Linked DNA regions of Homo sapiens: regions 1 and 2 are each linked to region 3. A link is a loop called in an ENCODE intact Hi-C map of the cell type or tissue named here. Cell type or tissue: PC-9. All regions are shown on one strand.

The links. Hi-C counts contacts between places; a loop is a spot of excess contacts. Peaks named below come from ENCODE experiments on the same cell type or tissue, not always from the same donor. Only the 100,000 strongest peaks of a DNase experiment are listed, where the experiment ranks them.
Region 1: it touches region 3 in a loop (16-fold over the local background); 86 of 110 quality-filtered maps call a loop at or near these places.
Region 2: a loop joins it to region 3, with 5 times the contacts of the local background. A loop is called at or near these places in 22 of 110 quality-filtered maps.

What each region holds. Positions count from the first base shown.
Region 1 is chr4:15,953,521-15,958,520 of GRCh38, reverse strand. No RefSeq gene overlaps it. Among named protein-coding and RNA genes, the nearest start is that of FGFBP2, 7.2 kb to the left of the region's middle. In PC-9, a CTCF peak has its summit at 2,061 (motif pointing right); a DNase peak (open chromatin) is centred at 2,080.
Region 2 is chr4:15,727,955-15,732,954 of GRCh38, reverse strand. BST1 (bone marrow stromal cell antigen 1) reads right to left here. Exons shown (of 9, transcript NM_004334.3): 9 at 168-1,215. The coding sequence ends at 1,110. It also overlaps the pseudogene RPL10AP7. Among named protein-coding and RNA genes, the nearest start is that of BST1, 27 kb to the right of the region's middle. In PC-9, a CTCF peak has its summit at 2,834 (motif pointing left); a DNase peak (open chromatin) is centred at 2,824.
Region 3 is chr4:15,880,679-15,885,678 of GRCh38, reverse strand. No RefSeq gene overlaps it. Among named protein-coding and RNA genes, the nearest start is that of FGFBP1, 56 kb to the left of the region's middle. In PC-9, CTCF peaks have their summits at 2,692 and 2,892 (motif pointing left); a DNase peak (open chromatin) is centred at 2,868; H3K27ac peaks cover 395 bases.

The DNA of each region.
Region 1 (5,000 bases), 73 kb before region 3:
TGGAGAGGTGAGTTGTACACAGCTTGTTAAGAGTCAGGACAGCAGAGAAATCCAGGTTCACCCAATTCTAATGCTCATGGCGTTCAATTTGTAAACATCACAGGATAGGCTGGGATTTGTCACAGACCATTTTTCACCAACATTTTAAACTAACATCACCATATAGCTGACCAGTGATTTTAAAGATGAAAATCTGTGCTACCCAAAGGGTGACAGGTGGGGCAGAGGCATCTGCTTCTGCTGGGGAGCTTTAGAAATGCTAATTCTTGGCCGGGGACGGTGGCTCATGCCTGTAATCCCAGCACTTTGAGAGGCCGAGGAGGGCAGATGACCTTAGGCCAAGAGTTTGAGACAAACCTGGCCAACATGGCGAAACCCTATCTCTACTAAAAAATACAAAAAATAGCTGGGCGTGGTGGTAGGTGCCTGTAATCCCAGCTACTCAGGAGGCTGAGGCAGGAAAATCACTTGAACTAGGGAGGCGGAGGTTGCAATGAGCCAAAATCATGCCCCTGCACTCCAGCCTGAGCGACAGAACAGGACTCCATCTCAAAAAAAATGCTAATTCTCAGGCCCCACCACAGACAAACTGAACCAGAGTATCTGGGGTGAGGCCCAGAAATGTGTATTTTAACATTTCCATGTGTTTTATGCAGAGTAACATTGGCCAAGCAATATTTCAGTCATCCTAAAAGGAAAGGCTTTGTTAAACCTTAAAGCAGATAATTCTGACATAGGCTACAATATGGACGAACCATGAGTACATTATGCCAGATAAAATAAGCCAGTCACAAAGGACAAATACTGCATGATTCCACTGATATGAAGTACCTAGACTAGTCAAAAATCACAGATACCAAAAGTAGAATGTTGGCTGCCAGAGACTATGGTGAGGTGAGAATGGGAAGTTAGTTTAATGTTTACAGAGTTTTAGTTTTATAAGATTAAAAGAGTTCTTGAAGTGGACAGCAGTGATGGTTGCATAACAAATGTAATTAATACTACCAAATTATACACTTAAAATTGTTAAGATGGCATATTTTATGATATACGTATTTTATTTGAATTTTATAAAGAAATTTTAAAAAAGAAAAGGAAATTCTTTTCACCAAAAGGTGCTGAAATAACAGCATATCCATGAGAAAAATATGAATATCTACTATTACTTGATACAAAAAAATGAACTGAAATTTGTTTATACACTGAAATGTAAAGGGTGGTTTCTCCCTAATACTGGGGGTGCTCCTTTCCTTCGACAGTGACATAATCTATTTGTTCTAATTCAGTAACTGCTACATCCATCTTTATTAATCAAGTACTCACCCACACCCAGGCCTTCCTCATTGATGGGTCACCAATCATGAGGGCTGGGAACAGTAGTAGAACTCAGCCACTGAAAGAGTTCATTACAGTTCACAAATTCTAGCAATTAATCATATGATCTTCCATATTCAATAAGCCAAACCAGGGAGTGGTAGAAGCAACAGATTGGAGTCACCCTCTTTGTGTTGTCACTGATGGTGTCAAATAATGATGAAACCAGTGAAGATTCCCAGGTGGTAGGGTCAATTTAAAAAAAGAAAAAGAGCAGCGGTTGAGAGATTTTATGGTGAAATCATAGACATAGAGAACCGATCTCCCTGAATCCCTGCCTCTTCTGTCCTGATTTTCTCCAATCACCTCCTCCAAGGGGAATGTTTCCTCTGAGGATCAGCTGCATGTAATGCTCACATTGTCTGCTAAAGATGTGTAGGACACAGTGCCGATAACATCATTTGTCTAGTAATTTTCTCAGTCACATCTTCCAAAGTCTATCTTACCACTTAAAAATGACGCCAACCTGAGACCAAGGACATGAAATGTGCATTGAATGTTTTGTCCATTAGCCCACTACTGGGGGCACCATTGCTGTGAACAGTACGGCATCGTCTAATTACAAGTGAACCGGATACTAAGCCAAGCAGAGAATAGTCTCCAGTGCCACTACGGTGTGGCCGGAATCTGCCAGCTTCACAGAATGGCAACTCCATGATGACAGTTGTCAATTGCCACTGCGTACCAGTAATGGCCACCAGGTGACAGCAGAGGACCAACGTATTGTATTTGCCAGACAAAGTCAGGCCCCACCCCCAGAGCTAATGATCCCTGTCACCTTTAGACTGAGAGATCAACTGTGGAGAGGAACCAGAGGAACCACAGTCCCAGTAGGCCATTTTATTCTCTGTGGCACTCAGATGAGGTTTAACTTTTGAGTCTATTGTGTTAGTGGCAAGATTACCATCTCCAGTCCAATAATGGATTGAGGCAGTGATGCTGGCCACCAGGGCTGGAGGGTCCAGTCACCCACTTGGCTTCATGTTGTCTCACCTCATATGCATCCCTTCCATGGCATCCACAAGGGTTACAAAAATGTCTCCTGAGGCTGCAGTAGTGGCTGTCAATAGCTTATAGCCCCATAGAGGAGTGTCCTTAATATACCGGTCAGTTGTCACCAACCAGACAGCTTGCTGGCTGTACCCAAGAGTAGGTGAAAAAGGCATGTCTGGTTCTTACGAGCACTGAATAAGGCAAAGGTAATGGCTTTCCATATAGCTCATTGGGCTACGGGCTCCTCCTGCAGCAGCTCTTCCAGAGTTGTCTCTAGGGCTAGATGGCTGCTGCCACCAGGTGGACACCAGCACTTTTAGTCTTCAGTAAACCAAGCCCCAGCATCCTCACAGACTTCCTGGGAGTGGTCTCCAGGTAGTCAAAAGCTGTCCCTCTGAGTAATCAAGAGAGGGACAAGAAGACCCTAAAGGTGAGGTCTCAACTTACTTGTGTAAGGAGAATTATCTATGAGACCAGACTTGCCCTATGAAGTGTTCCACTTCCATTTAATATGAGAAATCTGTGCATTTTCGATTCTGCCCTTAGTACTTGAGGGGAACCTGACAGGTGGGGCTTTAGTTTTTACAAATAAGGCAAATAGTTGTCCAATTAATCAAATGGATGGATTTAAACTGGTGGCATTGACCTACATGATCTCCACTATACATTCCTGCACTTACGTTCAGCAATTCAAAGGTTATTTGATTTGGGGGGCATTTTGGACACTAGGACAATTATTGACATTTTTCACAATTATCAATCACACCTTCTGCAGAAAAAATTTAAGTGATTCCAGATGATGCATAAATTATGGCATCTAGCTGCTTTGAATAAAATGGCTAAGAAAAATATGAGCATAAAAATCCTTTGCTAGGTGACACAGTTTGGCCCTATCTCCACCCAAATCTCAACTTGAATTGTATCTTCCAGAATTCCCAATGTGTTGCAGGAGGGACCCAGGGGGAAGTAATTGAATCATGGGGCCCAGTCTTTTTCCCATACTATTCTCATGATATTTAATAAGTCTCATGAAATCTGATGGATTTATCAGGGGTTTCTGCTTTTGCTTCTTCCTCATTTTCTCTTGCCGCCACCATGTAAAAAGTGCCTTTCACCTCCCACCGTGATTCTAAGGCCTCCCCAGCCATGTGGAACTGTAAGTTCAATTAAACCTCTTTTTCTTCCCAGTCTCAAGTATGTCTTTATCAGCAGTGTGAAAATCGACTAACACAGTAAATTGGTACCAGTAGAGTGGGGCGTGGCTGAAAAGATACCCAAAAATGTGGAAGCGACTTTGGAACTGGGTAACAGGAAGAGGTTGGAACAGTTTGGAGGACTCAGAAGAAGACAGGAAAATGTGGGAAAGTTTGTCACTTCCTAGAGACTTGTTGAATGGCTTTGTCCAAAATGCTGGTAGCAACATGGACAATAAATCCAGGCTGAGGTGGTCTCAGATGGAAATGAGGAACTTGTTGGGAACTGGAGCAAAGGTGACTCTTGTTATGTTTTAGCAAAGAGACTGGTGGCATTTTGTCCCTGCCCTAGAGATTGAACTTGAGAAAGATGATTTAGGGAATCTGGTGGAAGAAATTTCTAAGCGGCAAAGTATTCAAGAGGTGACTTGTGTACTGTTAAAGGCATTCAGTTTTAAAAGAGAAGCAGAGCATGAAAGTTTGGGAAGTTTGCAGCCTGACTATACGATAGAAAACAAAAACCCATTTTCTGGGGAGAAATTCAAGCCAGCTGCAGAAATTTGCATAAGTAGCAAGGAGCCTAATGTTAATTCCCAAGGCCATGGGGAACATGTCTCCAGGCCATGTCAGAGACCTTCAGGGCAGCCCCTCCCATCACAGGACCAGAGGTCCAGAAGGAAAAAGTGGTTTAGGGGGCCAGGCCCAGGGTCCCCATGCTGTGCGCAGCCTTGGGACTTGGTGACCTGTGTTCCAGCTGCTCCAGCCATGGCTGAAAGGGGCCAATGTAAAGCTCAGGCTGTGGCTTCAGAGGGTGGAAGCCTCAAGCCTTGGAAGTTTTGAGTCTCACAGGGGCACCAGCTGCTGGGTCCATCCCGCAGACCCTGGCCAAGCGACAGATGAAAGGAGTACTCAGACACAGGCATGCAGTGTAAGAGCAGCTAGGGGGCTGCTGGCACTAGGGACCAAAGAAAAGAGCAGCCTCGATAAGCTGGAGCTGCTTGCTTTTATTTAGTACAGGCATAATGCCGAAAGCCTGGAGCAAACACAGTCTGTGGGTAATTAACATTTATTATTCTCCTTTTAGGGAACTGGTCACGCGCGGATGATCAAAGGTCTTTTTCTGGTCAAAATGAGTAAACAAGCCTATTTAGATAAATTCCCCTGCACTCCCTTGTACCTACTTCTCACCCACTGCCTCAGGGTAAGAGAACAGCTGCCTTTATCTTATTCTCCCTGAAGCTTTGCAGAGCCTTCTGACCTTTCCAAAGGTTTGTGCCCTTTGCCTATAATTTCTCCCACCACTTTGACTGATCTCCTACAGTGTTGAGCCTGCAGATGCACAGAAGTCAAGAGCTGAGGTTTGGGAACCTCCACCTAGATTTCTGAAGATGTATGGAAATGCCTGGATGCCCAGGCAAAGGTTTGCTGTAGGAGTGGGGC
Region 2 (5,000 bases), 150 kb after region 3:
CCACCAGAAGGAAGAAACTCCAGACACATCTGAAGGAACAAACTCTGAACACACCATCTTTAAGAGCTGTAACACTCACTGCAAAAGTCCATGGCTTCATTCTTGAAGTCAGCAAGACCAAAAACCCAGAGGTTGTCACAATTTTGTCACAATTCTGGACACAGAACTGTGAGTCAATTAAACCTCTTTTTTATTTTTATTTTTGTAAATTACCCAGTCTCGGGCAGTTCTTTATAGCAATGCAAGAACAAACTAATACAAGTTCCAAACAGTTTCAGTAAATATGTAAATATTACTGGATATTTTGGGTTTTTCCCTCATTATAAGTAACTATTATGGCTGGATGTGGTGGCTCACGCCTGTAATCCTAGCACTTTGGGAGGCTGAGGTGGGTGGATCACCTGAGGTCAGGAATTCGAGACTAGCCTGGCCAACATGGTGAAACCCCATCTCTACTAAAAATACAAAAATTAGCTGGACATGGTGGCAGGCACCTGCAATCCCAGCTACTTGGGAGGCTGAGGCAGGAGAATCGCTTGAATCCTGGAAGCAGAGGTTGCAGTGAGCTGAGATCTCCCCACCTCACTCCAGCCTGGGCAAAGGAGCGAAACTCTGTCTCTCAAAACAAAAAGGAACCATTAACTGAACATCTTTATACCAAATAAATGAAAAATGAAAACTTTGCAGACCATATATGCATACATTTATATAGTATACATATGTCTTAAGCAATCAACAAGCATGCAGTGTCCGTGCTGCTGGAGATATAGGAAAATATAGATGATGTAAAATACAGCTTTATTAGAATTCTCTTAAAATGTTTGATAATATACAAGCAGTCTGACTCCCAATGCTTTGTGTCATTATACAAATAAGAAAATAACTTGCTTTAATTCTAATGCAGCATTTTTTAACCTGCTAAATAGAACTAACTTCTTGTTTCTGAAATCCTGAACATATGCCTCATTGAAATACCATTTTCAGGACATCGTTTTCCCAGCAAAAAGCTTCTTTAGATAACAGAATCATTTGGTATACACAGAACACGAATGATGACTGCAAGGGGAGGCTGCAGGGCTGGAGGAGGGTTAGAGCAACACAGTTTCCAGTTACAGTTGAGTCCTGGAAGCCAGCACCAGAAAGAGGGGAATGATAAGACCCGCCCTTTGTTCTGTATAAAGACTTGGGGCTTTTCTTTGAGTAGCGGCTGCTGCCCTGCAAATTAACAAGGAAATAGAGAAAGTGTCAGTATTGGTGTATGGAATCTACGCTCAAAAATATATGTGCAGTATTAGTCTCTTTTCTGGTTAGCGCGGAGCGAGAAGCCATGAGCAGCAAAGTCTCCCGTGACACCCCGTAGGAGGCGGTGCGCGAAGTCCTGCACCGAAACCAGCGCAAGCACCCCAAGTTTCTGGAGATGGTGGAGTTGCAGATCAGCTTCAAGAACTATGACTCCCCAGAAGGACAAGCGCTTCTCGGGCACCGTCAGGCTTAAGTCCACTCCCTGCCCCAAGTTCTCCATGTGTGTCCTGGGTAACCAGCAGCACCGTGACAAGGCCAAGCCTGTGGATTTCCACCACATGGAAAACGAGGTACTGAAAAAACTCAACAAGAATAAGAAACTGGTCAAGAAACTGGCCAAGAGTATGATGCATTTTTGGCCTCAGAGTCTCTGATCAAGCAGATCCCACGAATCCTCGGCCCAGTCCTAAATAAGGCAGGAAATTGCCCCTCCCTGCTCACACACAAGGAAAACATGGTGGCCAAAGTGGATGAGATGAAGTCCGTAATCAATTTCCACATGAAGAAGGTGTTATGTCTGGCTGTGGCTGTTGGCCACGTGAAAAGGACAGACAATGAGCTTGTGTGTAACAGTCACCTGCCTGTCAACTTCTTGGTGACATTGCTCAAGAAAAACTGGCAGAAAAACTGGCAGAATGTCCGGGCCTTATATATCGAGAGCACCATAGGCAAGCCCCAGTGCCTATATTAAGGCACATTTGAATAAATTCTACTGCTACCAGTATAAAAAAAAAAAAAGCAAATTGTGCACACTGTGGAGAAATGTACATAGTATATAGGAAGTTATAAAGTGGAAAGTAAAAGTCTCTTAGTCTCCCCATTTGCACTTTCCATAGAAAACCAACTTTGATAGTTTGAGTTCTCTTTCCAGGAATGCAATGAACACATGCATGCTGAACCTGCTCAATATAACTAATTCCTATTTCTGCAATCCTGAGCACACACGTCATTGAAATACCATCTCAAGACATTCTTTCCTGAGCAAAAAGCTTCTCTAGACAACAGGACCTGCTGCTGCCCTGCAAATTATCCTTAGATGTCTTTAGATATCCTTTTATCTAAGCACAAATGGAATCTGCAACGTGCGTTCTTCACCTAACATCATATTTTGAACATGCTTCCATATTGGTACACAGGGAGTTAACTCATTCTTCCTTGTGGATGAATTCTTATTGTACGGATGGAACACAGTGTTAGCCAGGTTTCCTACTGATGGCTATTACATGATCAGAGTTTAAGTGGTGAAGAAAAACCTGTCCTGACATGAAGACATCAACAGAGGGCCTGCCCAAAATATGGACCCTATTCATAGTAAACAGTATCTGGCCACTGGGTTTGTAAAAACAGAAATTACTGAATTCTTTTAAACCAACTAAAAGATGAATTTTAAAATTATGAAACCATCTAATGTTGGCTTGGAAATATATCCCATGGCTCTGGACTAGTGGCCCTGTCCTTAAAAGTTCCTGACTCCATTTGAATGCTGGTCCTCTCTTTTTTGCTAAAGAAATCTGACCCACAGGTTTGTATTAGTGCTCCACCTACCGGACATTTTCTACAATTGCACCTGTGATGCAGTTAATGTCCCAGACTCGATTCACTCAAAATTTAAAATTACTTTTGCTTTCAAATAATTAACTAATTAACATAAGGTTACATTTTTCTTTACTTTTTTAAAAAATAAAATAACACATAATTAGATACACTAATAATGACAGCCTCCCTTCATCTTTTTCCAGTTTCTATTCCTTTGCCTAGAAGGAACCCACAGTTAGGTGCTTGGAGTTTACTTTCTCAGACCTATTTCTATCACTTACATCCATTATCATGCACAAATAGAAACATGCTGTTTTGCTTTCTTCTGGTTTACATGTCTCGGTTCATGTTCTGTGCATTGGTTTCTCACTTTGTAGCTTAAAAACCTTTTCTTGTCAATGTGAGACTATACTTGAGGGGGTAACTGCACTATTTGCAGTTACTTTGATTTTTAAAATTGATTCTTGTTATTACATTTATATACTCAAAAGCCTAATTTTCCCATGCCCTTTTATTTAATTTATAAATCACATTGTTCTATTTAAAAACCTGGTGAACTCTGACAATAACTCTTAAGGATTTGTCACACTTACTTAATTCCTGTGATGTTTTAAACTCAAGTTATTTCAGGTTAAGTTATTATTATTATTATTATTCTTTGAGACAGGGTCTCATTCTGTCACCCAGGCTGGAGTGCAGTGGCATGACTACAGCTCGTTGAAGCATTGACCTTCCCGGGTTTAGAGAATCCTCCTGCCTCAGACTCCTGAGTAGCTGGGACCATAGGTGCACACCAACATACCCAGCCAATTTTTTGTTTGTTTGCTTGTAGAGGCGGGGTCTCGCCATGTTGCCTAGGCTGGTCTTGAATGCCTGGGTTCAAGTGATCCTCCCGCACTGAACTCCCAAAGTGCTACGGTTACAGGCATGAGCCACTGGGCAAGGCTTCAGGTTATTTTCAACTTAAATATTAAAATATTACATCTTTTTTAAAAAATATTTTAAATGACTTTAAATTAGCAAAACTTTCTCAATTACTTGATTGTAGTAAACCTAATAAATGTATAAAATTTAATCTTAATTCTTTTACAAATTCCAATACTGGTTCAAAACTTAGTAAAATTCTCTTATAACTTCCTACTAAAAATCCCAAGCCTAAAATCAGTTACTTGGCTGAGCATGGTGGTTCACACCTATAATCCCAGCACTTTGGGAGGCCAAGGCAGAAGGATCACCTGAAGTCAGGAGTTTGAGACCAGCCTGGCCAACATGGTAAAACTTCATCTCCACTAAAAATACAAAAATCAGCCAGGCGTGGTAGCTCACACCTGTGGGCCCAGCTACTTGGCAGGCTGAGGCAGGAGAATCACTTGAGCCCAGGAGGTGGAGGCTGCAGTGATGAGCCAAGATCAAGCCACTGAACTCTAGCCTGGGTGACAGAGCAAGACTCCATCAAAAAAAAAAAAAAAAAAAGGAAGGAAGGAAGGGAAAAGAAAATTTTCCAGTAGTGCTGGCTTGCTCCTGTAGTCTCAGCCACTTGAAAGGATGAGGCAGGAGGATCACTTGAACCCAGGAGGTTGAGGTTACAATATGCCATGATCACACCACTGCACTCCATGCCTGGGTGACAGAGCGATAACCTGTCTCCAAAAAAAAAAAAAAAAAAAGAAAAAGAATTAGTTACTTAATAGTAACCCATATACTGGCATCACAGGTTTAATCCAACAGCTGTTCTTATATGCTACATTCTCTAAAATATTGCCAATAATTAAATACCAAAACATACAGATTGTCCCTAAATTTACCACAAAACTATTAATAAAATGGGTGGATTTACATCAACAGTTGTTTATTTCATTTGAAACCTTTGCAGATTAAAAGCCCTTTACCCCACTATTCCTAAACAAGTAGAGATGAGTAGTCCTGTCTCTGTGGCCTGGGGCATTTAGGATAGAGCCTTCCAGCTAAGTTAAAAGATCTGATGTTTGCCTTTGGCCCTTAGTGCCACACTGAGTCCTCATTCCAGTACTATATGTCTGTTTTCTCATATCATCACCAATCCTGCAGATTAAAAGTCTACTGAATTTTTGGCCAATATTATAACCTATAAGCGCTAAGGTTGGTTTTTTCCCCTTGGATTATTCATGGGGTCTTCTGCTTGC
Region 3 (5,000 bases):
AAACAACCCGAATATGTAGCAATAGGGACTGGTTGAATAAGCTGTGGAACAGCCACACAATGAAGTATTGTGCAACCATTAAAAAATAATGATAACTATCTGTTCGTATTGATATGGAGACATATCCAGAATGAATATATTGTTCAGTCAAAAAAAGCAAAGTCTTTAACCACATACAGTACGTTGTCTTTTGTATAAAAAGAGAGAGGATCACTATATATCTATAATATGTATATGTGTTTAGATGTGCACGTGCATGTGTATTCATGTATATATATGAATAAACCAGAGACTAATAAAAATGCTTTACCTGTAGAGGGCAGGAAGGAAGAAGATGGGAGACACAGAACAGAAGGGCTTTTCAGTTGATCTTTCTAAATAGTTTTGACTTTTGAATCATGTAAATGCCTTGCCTATTCCAAGGGGAGAATCCCATCACCCAACAATGAAATAAATTTTAAAAAATTTAAAAGAAGCCCTATTACTATCATAAATGGAAATGCCACTTGCCATAAATACATAGCAACCATAAAAATAAATCATTACTAAAATCTCTCTCTGCTCTCTGTTTCTCTCTCTGTCTCTCTCTCTCTCTCTCACACACACACACACACACACACACACACACACACATGCATTTGTATCTGCCCCTCTCTGGGTACCACCCTTTGGAAAACATTCTTTTAAACACTGCCTTAGAGGTTGCCCAGTCTAGGAAGCTCATTTGAACCTATTCCCAGGATGGGTTAGGTTCCCCTGCTGTGGGCTCAGTCACTGCATGTGTCACACTCTATTCTAATGATTTATTTGGGATTCTATCTTCTCTGCTGGACTTGAATTCTCTGACGGCAGGAAATGTCTTTTTCGTCATTATAACCCCAGAGTCTAATTATTTGTAAGTGAATAAGTAAATTCATACATAAATAAAGAATGAGTTACTGAGTGCGTTTTTATTTAACCAGTGCTCTCTATGGACTGCAGTTGTCTTTTAACAACAGTAGTCTGGGAGAGGCTATGGTCCCGAATATGCCCCATGTGTGCCTCTCTGGTCTCATAGCCTTCTGCTATTATTTGTGTGTCTCCAGAAGCAATTGGCTCAGGAGTTCCTTAACCTCTGCCTGCATACACTTGAATGTAGTTGACTTCCCAGCAGTTGCATGTCCTGCAGCCAAAGAAAATGCTCTGGTTTCATCCCATTTGCTCTTGGAATGCCATTGCCTCCCCCGACAGTTCCAAGGGTGCCTAGGTAATGCTGATGTTATTCTGTTCAACTCTCACTCTAGATTTCTTCTCTTGCTGAATTGATATCTCTGCTTGCCTGTTTGCTTGTCTCCTTGCTGTATGGCTAGGCCATATTGCAGATGAAGGTTTGGGGGTAAGGGCAGGGGGACTTTTCATAGTGTTGAGAAATAAAAATAAAATTCTAAGCCCCCCAACCAACTGAATGAACCTCTGCTTGGCCAGGGGGCCCCAGAAAAACCTTGAAAACTGAGTTCCCAACCATGACAGGATGGGACATCAGACACACCTCGTTACAGCCCCTCCTTTGATAATCACCATTAAGCTTTCTTCCCTAAGTGTTAAACAGAAACCAGCCCTTTCGAAGACTTGCTCTGCCACTGGTTTCAACCAACCGCCTGCTGCTACTCCTCCCTTTTTGTGGGCTTAACACAGAAACTGACCAGCATTCTCTTCTGGTAAGAAATCCTGGACCATGAAGTGGTTCTGGCCAGTTGATGGAGCCTGCGTGCTGAGTGCTTTCATGTCCTTTGCTTCACCTTTTGACATATAAAGTCTAATTGTAGTACATCTAAATGTGAAGCCTCCACCCAAAGCAAACATATAACATAATGTTAGCTTACTGCACATGTGCATGCCTCCCCTTCATGAATATTCAGAGCTCCTCCTACAATCTGTTGAATATGTCTACTTAGCCAACCTGTTCAGCATCAATTCCTGCCTCATCCTTCCCTCTCTCAAAATGCCTGCTTCCAGCTCTTGCCAGAGGCTACATTTCCAAGCCTGCAGAATGGCCAGCCTGCTGGAGGTAGCTCTTTATAAGAAACAAAGGTCTCCTTTCCAAATTTATTGATTCTTCAGTTGACAGTGGGGAACATGAAACCACTTAAAACTGATAATGAGACATCACTGTTCAAAAGTCCCCAAACGACCCTCCAACAGTGACTGGCTCCTGGGCTGTCTCAGTCCTTGCTCTCCATCCTGCCCCCACGTTGTTGGGGCAAATGTCTCCTGAGAACCTCTCCCAGCTCCCCCTTCCCTAAGTTCCAAGACCCTCACTCTCACTCTCCTGGGCATCTCCAAAAACTGAAATTCCTGTTGGCATATTTTATAGAACTCCTTAATGCTTTGATTGTCATTTTCCTCTTCTAGGCCCTGTTCAAAGAACCTCATTCATCTCAAAGGTAAAGTCCTTTCCAAGATTTTGCCTGAACCAGGGTGCCATGAAACCAGGTCTTGCTTTGAGCTCAAGCTATGATGGCATTTTGTCCTACATCCAGTTCTTAGGGTCCCTCCTGGATAATAGCTCCTGTATGTAAAAAAGAAATAGAAAATGGATTCCTTCCCATGCAGCTGGAGTAAAGCCCAGAGGTTGTAGGGTGGGATGAGATGGTTCCTCCTGCTCCAGGGATTTCTATGAAACGTCACTTCAACTTGATTATCACTGCTGCTGCCCTTGCTTCTGCTCCTCCTCTCTGTCACCAGGTGTATAGTTTCCTGTGGCTGCTGTAACAAGTCACCACAAACTTGGTGGCTTAAAACATCACACATTTATTCTCACAGTTGTAGAGGCCACAAGTCCAAAATTAGCTTCACTGGACTGAAATCAAGGTGTTGGCAGCACACATGCTCCCTCTGGTGGCTGAAGAGCAGAATCTCTTGCTGTCCTCTTCCAGCCTCTAAGAGCTGCAGTCCTTACACTGCTTGCAGGTGGCTTCCACCACTATTTTAGAAGGCATCAGAGTAGCATCTTGCCCTAGTGGTCACATTGCCTTCTTTGTCAGACCTCTCCCTGCCTCCTTCTTATAAGGACACTTGTGATTATATTTAGGGCCCACCTGGATGATCCAGGATACTCTCCCATCTCAAAATCCTTAATTTAAGCACTTGTGCCAAGCTTATTTTGCCAAACAAAGTTATCATTCATACATTCCAGGGATTAGGGCCTGGATCTCCTGTGGGGCATGATTCAGCTACCACACACCTGTCCTGCTGTGCTATTCCAATGGAGCATCCTGCTGCCTGGTACGGGATGCCTCTCTCAGTCCTCATCATAACGGCCCCTTGCGTTTCTGCTGACCTTCCATCCTACATGATTCTCCAGTCTCTCTGGCAGCATTCGGGGAGGAAGGATCGATCTGGTGTCCGCTCACTGGGCTGAGAAGAAACAGCTACCAGATGCGATTCCACCCTTGGGGCCATTATCCTGGAAACAACAGACATTTTACCTTTTATTATTTTTTTTCTATATGCTTTTCCCAAAACTTTTTGCTCTCTGGGCAAAAACCAGGACACATAATAAAATGGTAGAAAATGTAGCAGAATCTCAAACTGCAGGTGTTCCTACCAAGAGGTCAGCATAAATCCATCAACTGTTTGCTGAGCCTCTGCATGTGGGTTACACCCGTGTTTCATAAACAACTGTAGACATCATCAGGGTTACTTCCCACACTTTATTAAATTGGAAATGGCAACAGGAAACGGGAAAACAGGAGAGGGACTATATTGCTATTTAGTTCCTCGGCACATAAGAAAGTGATTTAGAGGGAACTGGGAGGATTTCTGACCCTGCTAATTTGCATTCTGGGATCTGCCAACTTTTTGCCCATGTCATCACTGATAGTGGGTCAGTGTTCTAAAATACTAAGAGGGAAGATTCATGAGTCAAATTGCCTGAGTACATACAAGTCATGGTGCAGCCACTCACTAGCTATGCGCCTTGGGCAAATGATGAACTTTTCTACTGTGCCTCAGTTTCCTCGTCTAGAATATTAGTATCTGTCCTGTAGAATTATTTTTGGAATCAAGTGAGCTAGTACATAGAAAGCACTTTTAATACTCCCTGGGCCTTAGCAAGCTGAACTATGGTGCTATAATAAAGGGAAAGGTATGAATACATTGAAGATGAGTAGACTAGGACTCAAATCTGAACTCCCATACTTACTACTGGGAGTACAACTTGCAGTAGATGAGGAGAGATCTAGCAATTAGACGATTTTTGGGGTCATCAGTATATGGATGGTATATAAAGCAATGAGATTAGAGGCAAGAAAGGAAGTGAATGGGGCTGGGCACAGTGGCTCATGCCTGTAATCCCAGCATTTTGGGAGGCCGAAGTGGGTGGATCACCTGAGGCCAGGGATTCGAGACCAGCCTGACTAATATGGTAAAACCTTGTCTCTACTAAAAATACAAAAATTAGTTGGGTGTGGTGGCGGGTGCCTGTAATCACAGCTACTTGGGAGGCTGAAGCAGGAGAATCGCTTGAACGTGGAAGGAGGAGGTTGCAGTGAGCCGAGATCGCACCCTCGCATTCCAGCCTGGGTGATAGAGCGAGACTCCATCTCAAAAAAAAAAAAAAAAAATGAAAGGGAGTGAGTGTACATGGAGTTCAAGGACTGAGATCTGGGTCTACAACATGAGACCTGGGTGAAAAACAGGAAGCAGCAAAAAGGGGACAAAGAAGGAGTGGGCCATAATACAGGGCATCAACCGAGACAACATGGCATCCTGGAAGACAAGTGAGGAATTGCCAGGGATGCAGTGACCAACTACACAAATACCAAAGTGAGCATTGATGAAGGACCAGTGGACTTAGCAACATGGAGATCATTATGACTTTGGCAAAAGCTCTCTTGTTAGAGTAGTGGACCAGAAGGAAGACAGAATGAGTTCAAGAGAGAATGGGAAGCGAAAAAGTAGGAGTCAGTAAGTTTAGTCAACTCTTCCATAAAATTTTACTATGACAGGGAGCTAATAAA